2 separate regions of the Homo sapiens genome follow, and region 1 is linked to region 2. A link is a loop called in an ENCODE intact Hi-C map of the cell type or tissue named here. Cell type or tissue: ovary. All regions are shown on one strand. Each heading gives the region's core, and the rest is flanking DNA. Links, peaks and the distances in the headings are about the cores only.

Region 1 (2,901 bases), core at 264-2,763, 200 kb before region 2:
TCCCCTCTCCTCCCCTTCCTGTCCCTTCTTCTCTCCTCTCATCCCTCCTTCCTTTCTGGGGTCTCACTTTGTCACCTAGGCTGGAGTACAGTGACATGATCTTTCACAAGCAGCCTCAACCTCCCAGGCTCAAGCAATCCTCTCACCTCAGCCTCCTGAGTAGCTGGGGCTACAGGCATGTACCACCACGCCCAGCTAATTTTGTTCATTTTTGGTAGACATAAGGTGGCACTGTGTTGCCCAGGCTGGTCTTGAACTCCTGGGCTCAAGTGATCCTCCCCTCTTGGCCTCCCAAAGTGTTGGGATTACAGGGGTGAGCCATTATACCCCATCTTGTTTTGTTTTTTAAGTACAAAATGTTCCAGCCTCTTTTAAAAAACATTTCATAATTCCTAGGTGAGGCTAACACTAAGACTGGCTGACTGGGAATAGAAAAGGTGAATAAATGGTGAGTAGCAGCACATATGGAATCATGATATTTTATTTCTTTTTAAAGAAAACCCAAAGAGGTAGCAAGTCAAAGCTTTCCTTACAATTGGAGGATGCAGAAACAGATGAGCTTTTAAGAGACCTGAGCACACAAATTGAATTTCTTGATTTGGATCAAATCAGTCCTGAGGAACAACAGATTAGTTCCCCTGAAAGGCAGCCCTCAGGAGAGCTTGAGGAGAAAACCGACCGGATGCCCCAAGATGAACTGGGACAAGAAAGAAGGGACTTGGAGCCAGAAAACAGAGAGGAGGGACAAGAAAGGAGAGTATCCGACATCCAGTCCAAAGCAGGGATCTCCCGGGAGTCACTGGTGTCCAGCACCACAGAGGACATTCTGTTTCAAAAGGATAAAAGCACCCCGGTGTATCCCTTGGTAAGTGTAATGCTTTTAAATCTCCCCCAGTGCTTTTGAGAGTGTTGCGCAATAGGGGAATTTTATGCATGTTGGGGGAAAAAGAATACCACCAGAAGGATACTTTTTAAACTAATAATAGACTTGTGTTTTTTTTTTTAAGACAGTCTTGCTTTGTCGCCCAGGCTGGAGTGCAGTGGCACGATCTTGGCTCACTGCAGCCTCCACCTCCCAGGTTCAAGCAATTCTTGTGCCTCAGTCTCCCGAGTAGCTAGGATTACAGGCATGAGCCACCACGCCTGGCTAATTTTTGTATTTTTAGTAGAGATGGCGTCTCGCCACGCCATGTTGGCCAGGTTGGTCTTGAACTCCTGACCTCAGATCATCCACCTGCTTCGGTCTCCCAAAGTGCTGGGATTACAGGCGTGAGCCACCACGCCCGGCCTAGACTTGTGTCTTTTTTTTTTTTTTTTTTTTTTGGAGACACAGTTTCACTCTTTTTGCCCAGGCTGGAGTGCAATGGCACGATCTTGGCTCACTGCAACCTCCGCCTCCCGGGTTCAAGCGATTCTCCTGCCTCAGCCTCCCAAGTAGCTGGGATTACAGGCGCCTGCCACCATGCCTGGCTTTTTTTGTATTTTTAGTAGAGATGGGATTTCACCATGTTGGCCAGGGTGATCTCGATCTCTGGACCTCGTGATCCGCCCACCTCGGCCTCCCAAAGTGCTGGGATTACAGGCGTGAGCCACCACGCCCGGCCTAGACTTGTGTCTTTTAAAGTTCGGTTAAGAGCTCCGACTGGAACACGTGTGACTGAACATGAACTTGAGAGCGGCATCTGCGTTCAATGGTGTTGCTCAGCAGGCAGGAAATTCCAGACATAGTTTGTCTGTTGCATAGGGTGCTATTTCACGTGGGAGATCCAAACTCCATTCCGCCCCTTTCCCCAGCTTCCTCCTCCCCCTTTCCTTCCCGCTTCCTCTCCCTCTTCTTCCCTTCCCTCTTCTTCCCCTCCCCTCTCCTTTCCCTTTTCTCTCTTCCCTCCTGTCTCCTCTCCTTTTTTCTCTCACATTGTAAAACTCCTCCTTCATGCTGCCAATTCCACCCCTTCCCCTTCTTGCCTCACCTCTTCTGCCTTTATCTTTACATGACCCCAAAACCATCCATTCCAAGAGGGTCCCAGAGTGGAAGGTAATGGAGGAGTGAAAGCCGCAGTGAAAAGCCCCAGGCAGTCCAGAGGAATCTGCCTTTGCCACTGCTGAAAATATTCCAGGGAGGCACCATCTGCGAGGAGTAAAAATATTATCATTTACCAGGAGAAGGAAAAGGAGGAGTTTTTTCCTTCTTCCTCCATCTGCTACTTTCTGAAAATTGTTTCCTAGGATTCATCCTTCCTGTAGATTCATGCCTTTGGAAGATGTGGAAGCGATTGAATGGATATCAAATACTTAATGTAGTTCCTAAGACATAGTGAGTACTCAGTAAGTGTCCGCAACTGTGTGTCATGACGATGACGGTGGCAAGACGTCTGGAGGGAAATGCAGGCAACTGGAAACCTCCTTTCTGCATATGGGCTTCATTTGAGCCCCGTGTGACAGCCTCTCTCCCACAGCTTGCAACTGTTCACTCCGAGAGAAAGAATAATTGAGCTTTAGGGCTCACAAAGACTCTTGTCTTGTTTAGCCAGCAAACATAAATCAGGCAATGTCTCTAAGAAGGTGTATTCTTTGTGTCAGGGGCACAGCTATCTGGACTTGGCAAGAGCCACTCCCCCAAGTTTTGGGTCTCGCTTAGCCTTGGTCTCACTGCGGAACCAAAACGGCAGAACCAAAAATTTTCTAGACTGTCTTCCTTTACAAATTACTTTAGCTTTTATTTATTTATTTATTTTTTGAGGTGGAGTCTTGCTCTGTCACCTAGGCTGGAGTGCAGTGGCGTGATCTTGGATCACTGCAACCTCCACCTCCTGGGTTCAAGTGATTCTCCTGCCTCAGCCTCCCGAGTAGCTGGGACTACAGGCATGCACCACCACGCCCAGCTAATTTTTTGTAATTTTT
Region 2 (2,901 bases), core at 283-2,782:
CCATGCCCGGCCTGCCCTCTCTGCCTGCCCCTGTTCTTACTTCCAGCTTGGTCTGTGCAAGGCTTGCAATTTAATTTCCTTCCATTCCAAAGCAGTCTCTTGCCAGCCCTCTGAGGAATTCATAGTTTGCTAGTTTCATCCAAGAAAAGTTTTGAGAGAGACCTTTGTTGTACTGTGAATTTCCTGTTTCATGTCAAGAACCTGCCTTCTAGGAAGGGCAGCTGTGGCAGGGTGGTGTAAAGATTGTTCTTCATGGAAAATTTAGCATTCATTTAATAACTGCATATTTAAAACACCTCCCACGTGCCAGGCCCTGTGCTGGCGACCCTAGGCGATGGCCTTCCCACAGAGGGTGAGGAGAGGGCTAGCGAATGGGTGAGTGCAGTTGACCTCTGTTCTGATGGGCAGATGGCAGGGGCGGGTTCAGGAGGTGGAGGCCAGAGGAGGATTGCGTGTCTTGGGGGAAGCCAGTGGTCTTGCAGAAATGGTCAGAACATGTTTCTGGTCTGCTTTAAAGAAGGAATGGAGCATAATCCAAGTTAGACTAAGAGACAGCCCAGTCACCTTTGTCTGGAAGATGTTGAGCTGGCAGCATGAGTTAGGGGAGCAGAAGTCCCCCCAGTCACAGACGCTTTCTGGCGGTGCTTCCCTGGGGGCTCTGCCAGGGAGGGCTGCCCTCCACTGCTGCAGGCTCCCTTGTGGGCTTTGTAAAAAAAATTTTTAGACAGGGTCTCTCTCTGTCACCCAGGCTGAGGTGCAGTGGCACCATGATAGCTCACTGCACCCTCCAACTCCTGGGCTCCAGGGATCCTCCCACCTCAGCCTTCCAAGTAGCCAGGACCACAGGCACAGGCTACCACTCCCTGCTACTTTTTTCTTTTTCTTTTTCTTTTTTTTTTGAGACAGAGTCTTGCTCTGTCGTCCGGGCTGGAGTGCAGTGATGCGATCTCGGCTCACTGTACTCTCCGCCTCCCAGGTTCACGCCATTCTCCGGCCTCAGCCTCCCAAGTAGCTGGGAGTACAGGCGCCCGCCACCACGACGCCTGGCTAATTTTTTTTGTATTTTTAGTAGAGACGGGGGTTTCACCATGTTAGCCAGGATGGTCTCGATCTCTTGACCTCGTGATACACCCGCCTCGGCCTCCCAAAGTGGTGGGATTACAGGCGTGAGCTACCGTGCCCGGCCTTCTTTTCTTTTTCTTTTTTTTTTTTTAAAGAGACGAGGTCTTGTTATATTGCCCAGGCTGGTCTGGAACTCGTGAGCTCAAGTGATCCTCCCGCCTCAGCCCTCCAAGTGCTGGGATTACAGGCGTGAGCCACTGCACCTGGCCCATTGTGGGACTTTTAGAGCAGCTTTTCCTGAGTACCCTGTGAAGAAGGGTCCCCGTGGAGGTCTGCGTAGGAAATGTCCCTGCTCCTCTCCTTGAAGATTGACGGGGCACAGCCTAACAGCTCTGCCAGGCCCATCAGGAGCCTGCCCAGGGTTTCTGGGCATGAGTCGTCCAGGGTGTCCCTTCCTTTGTGACACCTGACGCATTCATTGCCACCTTGCCACCTTCTGAGGCATCACAGAACTTCACGCGTTGCCTCCTCAGATCTTGACTTGAAATTGCCTTGGGGGCGGGCTGGGGGTGCAGGCCGTCGACCCTTTCCGGCCCGCCGTGGCTGGTTTGTTTGGATTTTGAGTTGGACGCCCTTCTTTGTGTTTCTTGAGCGCCACCTGTTGGTCATAGAGATATTACCGAAACTCGGGGTGGAACGGTGATCCCAGTTGGGAGTTCTGGTCTCTGTGTTGCTGCTGAAGTCTGACTGTGTTTGACGTAAACACCCAAAGAAAAGGGAAACATTTCAGCTCACGGAGAGGAAGAAGAGGGGACCCTCAAACTAAACTTTGAGGTTTCTAGCCTGTAAGGCTAAATTTCCCTGCGTCTTGCCGCTCCCCTCATTGTGTGTGATTAAAGCTGTTGGTATGACACCCTCTGCCCTCCAGCTTTGTCTGCTGTACCCCCTGCCTTCAGACTCCCTTTTTTGGTTGGTTATTTTTGTTTGTTTGTTTTCTGAGACGGTCTTGCTCTTTCACTTAGGCTGGAGTGCATTGGTGCCATCATGGCTCACTGCAACCTCAAACACCTGGGCTCAAGCGACCTTCCTGCCTCAGTCTCCCCAGTAGCTAGGACTACAGACGCATGCCACCATGCCCTGTTCACACATTGAGGGCTTTTCACTGCCTCGATCAGGCTGAGTTCTGCTCACTGGGGCCACCACAGGCCAGGCAGAAGGAACTGTGTGGGCTTTGTCGAGCTGGCTTTCCCTATCCACTAGGCCTTTGCTTAAACGCCACTTCCTCCAGAAAGCCTCCCCTCACTGCTCTGGTCAGGTTGGCTATCCACCTTGTGCCCACAGCCATCTGCCCTTCAGGACGCTGAGCACAGAGGCATGACGTGTGCTCCCACCCAAGGCGTGCTGCATGAGGGGAACCTCCCCGCCTCAGCTGTCCCCCACCCTCAGCCGTCCCCCGCCCCAGCCGTCCCCCGCCCTCAGCTGTCCCCCTCCTCAGCCGTCCCCCCACCCTCAGCCGTCCCCCACCTCAGCCGCCCCCCCGCCCTCAGCCGTCCCCCACCTCAGCCGTCCCCCTGCCCTCAGCCGTCCCCCTCCTCAGCCGTCCCCCCACCCTCAGCCGTCCCCCTCCTCAGCCGTCCCCCGTCCTCAGCCGTCCCCCACCTCAGCCGCCCCCCCGCCCTCAGCCGTCCCCCACCTCAGCCGTCCCCCTCCTCAGCCGTCCCCCGCCCTCAGTCCTCGGCTCTTCACAGTGCAGAGCAGATGAGGCTTCTGCAGCTACGCAATCCCACCCTCAGGGCTGGCCTGGCACTCGGAGCTGACCTCTGCCCAGGTCTCTGTTCC

The links. A loop is a pair of places that touch in the nucleus more often than their neighbours do. Peaks named below come from ENCODE experiments on the same cell type or tissue, not always from the same donor. Only the 100,000 strongest peaks of a DNase experiment are listed, where the experiment ranks them.
Region 1: a loop joins it to region 2, with 2.7 times the contacts of the local background. A loop is called at or near these places in 48 of 110 quality-filtered maps.

The regions. Positions count from the first base shown.
Region 1 is chr12:121,923,126-121,926,026 of GRCh38, forward strand. It overlaps CFAP251 (cilia and flagella associated protein 251), which reads left to right. Exons shown (of 22, transcript NM_144668.6): 3 at 497-865. Among named protein-coding and RNA genes, the nearest start is that of CFAP251, 6.0 kb to the left of the region's middle. RefSeq lists enhancers at 1,357-2,035, 1,598-1,892. In ovary, for the core only: no CTCF peak of the experiment used is centred there; a DNase peak (open chromatin) is centred at 1,668; H3K4me3 peaks cover 716 bases.
Region 2 is chr12:122,121,661-122,124,561 of GRCh38, forward strand. All of the region lies in intron 1 of MLXIP (MLX interacting protein), which reads left to right. Among named protein-coding and RNA genes, the nearest start is that of MLXIP, 44 kb to the left of the region's middle. In ovary, for the core only: a CTCF peak has its summit at 1,705 (motif pointing left); a DNase peak (open chromatin) is centred at 1,702; H3K27ac peaks cover 1,690 bases.